Regions from separate parts of the Homo sapiens genome. Here region 1 is linked to region 2. The links are chromatin contacts, found by Hi-C or POLR2A ChIA-PET in ENCODE. All regions are on one chromosome and are shown on one strand. Each heading gives the region's core, a stretch centred on a gene start or an enhancer-like site at or near the end of the contact. The rest is flanking DNA. Distances are from core to core; before and after follow the strand shown.

Region 1 (5,239 bases), core at 228-2,727, 250 kb before region 2:
AGACATCTTGAGTCTGAGAGGAGGATGAGAGGCCCTCGTCTCAGTATCCTAGCTAACCAGACTCCAGCCCTCACGGCCATCTGACTGCAACTACATGAATGATGCCCAGTAAGACCATCAGAAGAACCACCCCACGGAGACTGGTCAACCCAGAGTCAGAAGAGCGAGAAAATAATGTGTTTTGTTTTAGGTCACTGAGCTTTGGGGTGATTTGTTAGTGATACGTATCGTAGGCATCATCCAAAAGGCTACCTCAAGTATATGTAACCTATAAATACATAGTTCCCTGCTTCGTATGAGACTACAAGTTAGACTTTACAGATAAAAATAAATTTGAGATAGGATTTCTGCCAGGAAAGAGCTGACATCTAGTAGCAAGAAAGGTATTTGCAAACAGGTAATGTTTTTTGTGCCTGCATGCATTCACATACACTTTTCTTATTTATTTTCTTTTCTTTATTTTTTTAATAGGGTCTCACATTGTCACCCAGGCTGGAGTGCAATGGTGTGATCATGGCTCACTGCAGCCTTGACCTGCTGGGCTCAAGCAATTCTCCCACCTCAGCCTCCTGAGTAGCTGGTATTACAGGCATGTGCCACCACATCTGGCTAATTTTTGTTTTCATTTTTGTAGAGATGGGGTTTAGCTATGTTGCCCAGGTTGGTCTTAAACTCCTGGGCTCAAACGATCTGCCCACCTAGACCTCCCAAAGTGCTGGGACTACAGGCATGAGCTACTATGCCCAGCCCTTCACATATAATTTTCTGCCTGCTTAGCATCCTCTCCTGACTTCTCTTTGCTTCCAAATCTTACACCTCATCTAAGGCTCATTGACTTATTTGGGAAGACTCCTAGATGCTGAGCTCCAAGGCTCTCACTGTTGTTTGCCCTTCTCTACCAAGATAGTGTCTTCTTCATGTTTGTACTCCCTTCAGCATACTGTCATGCACAGAGTAGATGCTAAGAAATCGGTGATTGAATTATGCACACTATTCAATTACTATCCCAATTTTCATTTTGCTGAGACACCATTTATATTTCACTAGTTTCATTATTTCACTGGTTTTATTTCCATGGTATATAAGGATATAAAAAAAAAAGGTAATACTGAGAGAGAAAAATGAACTCTAAAAATATAAATATTGTAATTTTAATTCTCAGTAAGAAGAATAGGGCTGGAACTTGACAAAATAATCTTTCCAAACAAATCGTTCAACATTCTGCAGTCCCACTTGAGCGCTGAACAGGGGTAGCCCATTGTCCTGGGCAGTTACATGAGAGGAATATGACTTTTAAAGCTTGTAACCACTCAAAGCCACAGTTTTGCTGGGATTGACTAATCACCAGAGACTCCTCTGCTTTTCTTAGCATGTGCAGCCAAGAATGAAGCAGATCAAGGATCCAGGAAGCCAGAAAAGAAGAAGTGGTATGTTTTGAAAGTTTGAGGAATTTCAAGTAGGTTTTGGCCAGGCGGGTGGCATACAACCTTTCAGTCAGACAGAAAGGCCAGCATTGAAGGGCAGCTGGAGTTCAGAGAGCCAGCTTCCTTTAAGTGTGTGGGCTTACGGCAAAACTTTCCTCATCGAAACTCCAGGTTAAATATTAGCATCTTTGGTGAATTTAATCTTAAATTTGTGCCCTTAGAAGAGCTAAGATGGTAGAATACTTACAGCATCCTCTACTGAACCAAGTAGCTTGTTTAAAACACTCGTCTCAGAGGAGTTACAATAGCACAACAGTCCCTGGAGACCACCCCATATGCTGGAGTTTCCAGGCGGCAAAAAGACCTCCTTCTCAGAGAAACGACCATTCGGGCAGACAGCATTCTTCGCCAACATCTAAAAGATTAATAAGAGTGGGAAGGAGTAACATTTAAAGAGGCTTAGATACCCTCTTCATGGGCTCAAGAACTGCAAATATAATAAGCAATGATAAACATTTTAAACACAACATAAAGTTTTGAAAAACCTGCATATTGTTCCCTTTTTTAGCTAGCACAATTCACAAAAGGAGCAAAACTGAATATTGCATGAGCTTCTTGAATGTTTTATTAAAAATGCTTATTTATAATTATTTGTTGTGCTTTACCTGTTTCAGCTCCCAAAAGAACACATCCTTTTCCAGTTTCAATTGGTTAAGTTCAAACCATTTAAAATCATTAGCTGATGTCTCCAGGCAAATGAGGACTTCTGCAAAGTAGACAAATTGATTATTATTCACCTAAGGTAAGTAAGCTTGACTTTTATACATGGCCATGAATCAATAAACTGGATCCTGAAAACATGGATTTTTTAAAAACTTGACCTATTATTATACATTTTCTTCTCTTCCTTAGAAAGGAAAACAGGAGTCATTGTAATATCATTTTGTCCTTTCCAAAGACTAGTGAGAATGAGTTTTTACTTCTAAAGTAACATCCCCCCTCACTTTTTCCCTCTCCTCCCTGAGAAAATGAAAAGGCTGCAGCCCATCTGGGCAAAAGTCCAAACCCAACTTCCTCAGAAGAGGGAAGAAAGAATAATGCTCACCATAGTCAAGAAAGTTCAAAGAAGGGCATTCTGCAAACCCAGGGGGAACACACTCTCCCTACCGGACACCAAGAAGCATTGGTGGGAGGAGGCAGTAGAAGGAACAGAATACAAAAGATACGCTTATTCACAACGCACTCTGGTCCCTTTCCAGCCTGAAAACCACAGATGCTGCCGTGAATGTGAAAGTCAACCCAGCCTTAGGACACTGCTTGTCATAGGCCACAGCATGGGCTTAAGGAAAACAGAAGGATGCGCTCTTCACTGTGCCCTTATTGTTTATTTAGCCTTGGTGTGCTGTATTTTAAATCCCCTAGAAGGCATCAGAGTAAAGCATAAATATGCATATGACACCAGCAAAGTTATCTCCCAACTTTACAATGTGTCAGGCAGTTTCAAGTCCATTTTCCAATAAATTTCACATTTACTCTTAGTGAGTCAGGGACAAATAACACCAAAGCTAGCTTACCTTGGACAAAATGTAAATTCTGAGCTATCGCATTTCTGAGAGCTCCATCAAGCTGAAGAAATCTCTTCAGTGCCGGCCACTGGGGCAGGTTTTGCAGCAAGCTTTGCAATTTCCACAGATGCTGTAATCTGAGGGCAAAAATAAATAAATGAAATAAAATGAAAAGTAGTTCGAAGTGCCAATTAGGGAAATAAAAATTCCGTTCAAAGGAAAATATTCCACTGCTTTGAGAAGTGTGTTCACTAGACTGAAAGTCACACTTCATCACACAACCAGGTTCTTGACAAATTGCATTGAGTCACCTGATTGGGAGATTCTTTCAATACTGAATATGGATTAAACATTCTCTTTACCCCAAAATGGGAAAGTATATTCCTAGGTGTGTGTAAAAGAAGTGAGGGTTAGGATAAAGTTTCACATGGGGTCTAAAAACATTTGCCTTGAAGCCTATAGTTAATGAGATATAGAAAAATATTTTGAGAAAAGTTTCAAAATATAGAGATGGTGTGTGATGGTATACAGGACCCATCGCAGTGGTCCCAACTTGAGCCAATTGGCAATGCCTGTAGGATTCTCCAAGGTCAAAGGAAGAACGACCACCCAGGCAGCTCAATACAAATAGTCCCTAGAATGTCAGACTAACGGGCTCCAGACATGGAAGAAACAACTGAGAAGAGAAGCTGGAAAGAAAATGAGTTTGATAATGTGAAGAACCTGAAATTGGGAATAAATACGGGAGAGGGAGAAGCAAGGCATAGCCACACTGTGGGCAGCAGAACTGCCCAGAGCAGGTGAGTCCAGGCTTTCTGTGTCTTTGAGCAACTGCATGGAATCCTCACCTGTGATAAACGAAGCAAGCTACAGAAGGAGAAAAGCAGAAAGAGATGTAGCTACTTGAAGCCCAAGCAAAATGTTCCACTGGCTGGAGCCATCCCACTGCTTTGAGTGCCTGGCGTCCATTTCGACTTCTGTGCCATAGTGGTCAGTCTCTTCATGGCATCTTGATAGTTTGGGGTTGAACACAGGCTTGATAAATAGTTGCTGCTATTCTCTAGCTGGAGAGCTGATGGACCCAAGCACCGTAAAGGGTATAGAGAGAGTGAGCAAGGTCCCAATGATAATTCTCCTACAAGACACCAGCAGGAACTGGTACCCATCCCCACGTCATCACCCTACAAGGCGGAGCAATTGCTCCATCAGAGCCACATGCTTGGGCTTTCTGGCTGCTGACCAGACTCCTGACACCTCATGCTAGAGTGAAGCTGGACACATGGCTTTTGGAATTGGCCATCTGCAGAATGAACTGGGCTTAGGTCAGTCATTGTTCTGACTCTTTGGATTACACTGAGAAGGAAGCAGAGTGGCACTTGGAAAGAGCTAGAAAGTGAGAAAGAGATTATTTTATTTTCCCCAAGGAAAAAAGAAATGCTGTGTGGCTTGGAACCTGGATCTTACTGTCAAGTCTCTTTAAACTCTGACAAGCAAGGATACCACATGGCCAGACCCTAGGGACTATTCCCCCCACATCTGTGAACAGACACTTCACATTCACAACAACGTGCGACATTGAAGGGTGAGTCCTTGCTGGAAGGCGCAGAGGCACCTCTGTGAGTCCTCGCCTTGCCAAAATCCACGCTATCTGCTAGAGCCTGGGTGAAGAGCTCCCACACCTCAGCCACCCGTACTGCAGGGACGTGGGCAGGAACCAGAAAGAACCTGGAGGAGAAAAGGCAGTCTGTAATGACACGAAAAACTCAGTAGAAAACTGAGAGTCTGGTGTGATTTCCATTTATTTTGGGTGAACTTTGCAGCTTAGGAAGAGAAAAAGATATGAACAATTGGCTATGAAGACAAGGTAGTGAAAAAGGGATGGGGTTTCTTGGACCAAAGCTAATGATAAAAGATATACAATTTTCTGCTAAGGGTGCATGTGAATCTCAGAAAGATTTAAATAAGGCTGAAGGTGGCCAGCTGCGGTGGCTCACGCCTGGAATTCCGGCACTTTGGGAGGCCGAGGAGGGCAGATCACTTGATGCCAGGAGTTCAAGACCAGCCTGGCCAATACGGTGAAACCCTGTCTCTACTAAAAATGCAAAAATTAGCTGGGCAGTAGTGGTGTGAGCCTGTAATCCCAGCTACTCAGGAGGCTGAAGCAGGAGAATCGCTTGAGTCTGAGAGGTGGAGGTTGCGGGGAGCCAAGATCGCGCCATTGCACTTCAGCCTGGGCAACAGAGCAAGACT
Region 2 (5,073 bases), core at 2,436-4,935:
AGAAATCTCCAAGTAAGATCCCCACCAAACTTTTCAGTTACAGTCTAAAGGCAGTAGCCATCAATAGACAGCAGAGCACCTCTCAACTTTGATCCATACACCTGAAGTTAGTTGCAAATTTAGAACTTTCAGGGGTAAAACCCACTGATCTTATTCCAGGCTGTAGTTTATATCTACAAAGTAGTAGACCTCATTTTTCTTCTCTACCACCATAACCACCACCACCACCCCCATCTCCATCAAAACCCTCATCTTCATCACCACCACCAGCACCATCTTTCTTCATCACAACCTCCATGTCCATCACCATCACCGCCACCACCATCACTGCCACCACAGCCACCATCACTGCCACCACCACCACCACCTCACCATCTTTCTTCATCACCACCCCCATGTCCATCATCATCACCACCACCACTATCACTGTCACCACCACCACCACCATCACTGCCACCACCACCACTACCTTCATCACCACCATCACCACTACCACTTCAATTATCACCATCACTATCACCACCACTACCATTACTACCATCACCATTACCTCTACCACCACCTTTTTAGGTGATACCATTGCCATGACCACTATTGCAATCACCATCACCACTACCACTTCAATTATCACCATCACTACAACCACCACTACCATTACTACCATCACCATTACCTCTACCACCACCTTTTTAGGTGATACCATTGCCATGACCACCATTGCAATCACCATCACCACTACCACCACCACCATCACTGTCACCTCCACTGCCACCATTATTACCACCATCATCACCACAATGATCACAATGGTCACCATCATCATCCTCACTACCACCATCACTAGCCTTACCAGCACCACCACTCATGCCCTCTAGCTGCCTTATAACAGCTTACAGTCTAGTTAGAGCAATGAAAGAAAACATGCTCATATGATAAAGGGCTCTGATTGATATAAGCATACAGTGCTCTGGAAGAACAACCACACTAGAGGTGCCTTGGGAGTTTTCCTATTTGATAGGCATAAGAGAGATCTGCAGTCAATAGTGATTAGCTGACCAGTATTGTGGGAATGGATTCACATAACTAGTTAAGAGATTAATTCAGTGTTTTCTTTCCAGCCGGATGTCTACCCTGGAAAGTGCTGGGCTTTTCCAGGTTCCCAGGGTCATACCCTAATCAAGCTTGCTACAAAGATCATACCAACTGCTGTTACCATGGAGCACATCTCAGAGAAGGTGTCTCCGTCAGGAAACATCTCCAGTGCACCCAAGGAATTTTCTGTCTATGTAAGAAGCTATCTAAATTTGTCATTCAGATTGGCCTGATAGAAGGTGGTTGGCTAGGAATTAGGGGCTGTCCTCTGAACTAGGACAGATAACTAGTTGTGTCACTTATTTCCTGGACTTCTGCTTTCTCACCTACAAAGAGAGAGAGTTGGACCAAATGATTTATATTATTATTTTTACTTTTATCAAAGTTATACATGTATAAGTAAAAATCAAATATTTCCATAAAGTTTGTAAAGAAACAGTAATTCCTTGTCCCACTTCTCCACATCTCCAATTCTCATTATCCCAAAGCTTCTACTTGCAACAATTTTAGATGTTTATTTGGGTACTTGCCTCCATGTTGGCTTTTGCCATTATTTCCTGATTTTTCAGTTTTGATTATGACATCCTCTCATTGAAAATGAAGATTAACTCTTTTCCATGGCACTTCCATCTTCCCAAAATATTTATGTCTTAATTTAAAAAACAAAACAGGTTTCTGGAGATGTAATTCCCATAACAATTAATTCACCCATTTAAAGTACACCCTTCAGTGGCTTTTAGTGTATTCACAGAGTTGTGTATCCATCACCATAATCAATTTTAGAACATTTTTCTTACCCTAAAAAGAAACCCCATACCCCTTAGCCGTCACCTCCTATTCCCCTAGTGTACTCCTCCAGCCCCTGGCAACCACTGGTCTACTTTGTCTCAATAAATTTACCTATTCTATACATTTCATATAAATTGAATCATTTATAATGTGTGATCTTTTGTGAATGGCTTCTTTAACTTTGCATACTGTTTTCAAGGTTCATTTATGATGTAGTATGTCTCAATATTTCATTTATTTTTTATTGCTGAATAACATTTCATTGTATGGATATATGACATTTTATTTATCTATTCATCAGTTGATGGACATTTGAATTATTTTCATTTTTTTGGTCATTATGTATAATGCTTCAACAAACATTCATGTACAAGTTTTTGTGTGGACATGAGTTTTTGTTTTCCTTGGGTGTATACCTAAGACTGGAATTCCTAGATAGCATGGTAAATGTAGGTTTAACATTTGAGGCACTGCTAGAAGACTGTATTATCTTTTTGTTCAAGCAATACTCAATGTTTTCACAGTGACTATGTGAACAAAACAGCTCTCAGTTGAGCTATTTAGTGTACTTAAATACTACTTTCTTCCATTTTTTTAAATGTTTCTGAGTGTAATAATTGCTTTACATTTTTTTTTTCTTGAGACAGGGTCTCAGCTCTGTTGCCCAGGTTGGAGAACAATCACAGCTCACTGCAACTTCAAACTCGTGGGATTGTTTTTTAAATTTTTTAGTAGAGATAAGGGTCTTATTATGTTGCCCAGGCTGGTCTCAAACTCCAGGGCTCAGGATCCTCCCGCCTTGGCCTCCCACAGTGCTGGGATTACAGACGTGAGCCACTGGTGCCCAGCCTATTTTTCTTTAATTTGCTTAGTTTTCTGCATTCCTATTACTAAAACTTTCCCAAATTCTTCTTCAGAAGTACAAATATTCCCCCATTATGTTGATTCACATCAGATAACTTATAAATTTCTTCCTTTCTTTATTCCTTCCTTCACTTTCTTTTCATTTATTTTCTTTTTTTTTTCCCAAGATATCCCTCTGGCGCCCTCAGCATTTTGCTCCAGCCTTGTTAGGTAGGCCTGATGCACAACTGTTGTCGTGGGATTTCACTCATGCATCCTGAGGATTCAACTTACTGTCTAATTTATTATTTTTAAAAAGTGTTTCTTCTTTCCCTTTTCTGCTTTTTGTTCCACCTTCTGGAAGATCATATCAATTCACATTTTAACCCCTCTACGGAAATTTTCATTCCTGCTGTCATGATTATACTTTCTGAGACTTCTTGTTTCTATACATATTCCCTTTTTTAGAGCCTATATTTTTTTCTTTTATGAAGGCAGTACCTTCTCTTATGCTTCTGAATATATTAACTGTAGGCTTGTCTCATTTTCTTCTGCTCGCTTCCGGGTCTGGATTTCCTAGCCCCACTTTTCCCCCTTGCGGGTAGCGTCTCTCTGTTTCCTGTACAACACTTTTCTCCCATGTCTGTGATGCTTGTCACATGAATTGCTAGGCGGTGCAAAGCCGGCAGGAAGCTTTGCGCGCACGGTGGGGCTCATCCGTCGTGAGTTTGCAGCGGGAATCATCTGGTCGGGCCATTTCGTCGGGAGTCACAAGTGTGCTATCAGGAGAGCTGACCCTGAGAGGACTCCTGCAGTGCACAGGAGGTGCCAGCCTGGCCCACCACACCATGAGCTGCTGGGGAGAGGAGGGCCGCGGGGTCACCACTTTGTGCAGAGGCCATGCTCTTGTGGGCGGTTCTGGGGCGGCGCCGGCAGTGGTCTTAGAGATGGGAGGAAGAAGAGAGCCCTCTGCTGGGCCAGGCGGGGCTGGAGGGGCGTGGAGGCGTTGTAACTGCTTTTTGAAATGACTGTTAGCTAAGCCGCAGATTTGGGCTCCTTTCCCCCACACTCCCCCTCACGCTTTCACCCACACGCTCCCCACATGGACACCCTCCTCCGGCCTTCCTGGGAACCTGCCGCTTAAGTCCTGCGCTGCTGGGTCCACGTACAGCCCGAGTAGTTTGTGTTCTTTCTCTCCAGGCGCCATTTGGCCATCTTCACTTTTTGGTTTTTCTGTTTGTTTGTTTTGGGGTTTGTTTTGTTTTGTTTTGTTTTGTTTTTTGGTTTTACTGTCTACTCCCACTTTTGCCTTATATAGGTTTATGCCTTCAATTATGATCTTCCCATCTGGAGGAGGGCCCTGGGTTAAACAGCCTGCCTTATATGTCACCCAAATGCCTCTACATTCCATATCTGGAGTTTCAAAACAAAGGGCTGCTGTCCTTTCATAGAAGCCCACACCACCTGCAAGTGGTGTCTCTGAAAAGTTGAGTTTGAGCAGCTAAGTTCCATCTCAGAAAGGTGAACACGTTCATTATTTAGACAAATTATGGGTGAATCCCAAAGGCAGGAATCCTTTAGTAATAAAAACTGCTTCTCATCATTTTCTTCTACATTAAAGAATTTATGAACCAAGTAAAATTAAAACAAGGTGATAAAAGGACTGGGCGCAGTATCTGCTCCTGTGATCCCAGCTCCTTAAAAGGCTAAAGCAGGAGGATCACTGGAGCCCAGGAATTCGAGGCCAGCCTGGGCAGCATGGCCAGACCCCGTTTTTTTGGTTTGTTTTGTTTTGTTGTTTATTTGTTTTTTATTTTAACTTTTATTTTAGGTTCAGAGGTATATGTGCAGGTTTGTTATACAGGCGGTAAGTAGTAATACCCAACAGGTATTTCTCTGCTCCTCTCCCTCCTCCCACCCCCCACCCTCAAGTAGATCTCAGTGTCTGTTGCTCCGCTTTGTGTTCATGTGTTCTCATTATTTAGCTCCCACTTACAAGTGAGAACATAGAGTATTTGTTTTTCTGTTCCTGTGTTAGTTTGCTGTGGATAACGGCCTCCAGCTCCATCCATGTCCCTGCAAAGGACACGATCTTGTTCTTTTTTATGGCTGCATAGTATTCCATCAGATCCTGTTTCTTAAAAAAACCCAACAAGGTGATAAAGGAGGTAGAAATAAAACTAGCACTCCTGTCTTAAGCTAAAGAGAATATATGAGGCTTGAGTCATGTGTACATATGAAGGGGTGGCCTGCCCCTCCCCACCTGTGGGCGTTTCTCGTCAGGTGGAACGAGAGACTTGAGAAAAGAAAGAGACAAAGAGACAAAGTATAGAGAAAGAAGAGTGGGCC

The links. Hi-C counts contacts between places; a loop is a spot of excess contacts on that map. ChIA-PET counts read pairs that join two places held with the same protein, here RNA polymerase II (POLR2A). Pooled maps may share reads with other maps.
Region 1: a map of Calu3 shows a loop between it and region 2 (3-fold over the local background). The contact joins two enhancer-like sites. A Hi-C loop is called at or near these places in 1 of 168 maps with a recorded cell type or tissue (Calu3), 13 of 37 single-sample maps with no recorded cell type and 10 of 50 pooled maps. POLR2A ChIA-PET finds 5 or more read pairs at or near these places in 2 of 52 experiments (OCI-LY7 and WTC11).

What each region holds. Positions count from the first base shown.
Region 1 is chr7:48,242,463-48,247,701 of GRCh38, reverse strand. It overlaps ABCA13 (ATP binding cassette subfamily A member 13), which reads right to left. Exons shown (of 62, transcript NM_152701.5): 11 at 2,999-3,126; 12 at 2,090-2,190; 13 at 1,672-1,839. Among named protein-coding and RNA genes, the nearest start is that of ABCA13, 74 kb to the right of the region's middle. RefSeq lists an enhancer at 1,702-2,901. Within about 2 kb of position 1,477, at least 4 of the 41 ENCODE cell types and tissues checked have a DNase peak (open chromatin) inside an H3K27ac peak, as active enhancers do.
Region 2 is chr7:47,990,528-47,995,600 of GRCh38, reverse strand. It overlaps SUN3 (Sad1 and UNC84 domain containing 3), which reads left to right. Exons shown (of 10, transcript NM_001030019.2): 8 at 1,119-1,286. Among named protein-coding and RNA genes, the nearest start is that of HUS1, 13 kb to the right of the region's middle. RefSeq lists enhancers at 3,427-3,656, 4,842-5,073. Within about 2 kb of position 3,685, at least 25 of the 41 ENCODE cell types and tissues checked have a DNase peak (open chromatin) inside an H3K27ac peak, as active enhancers do.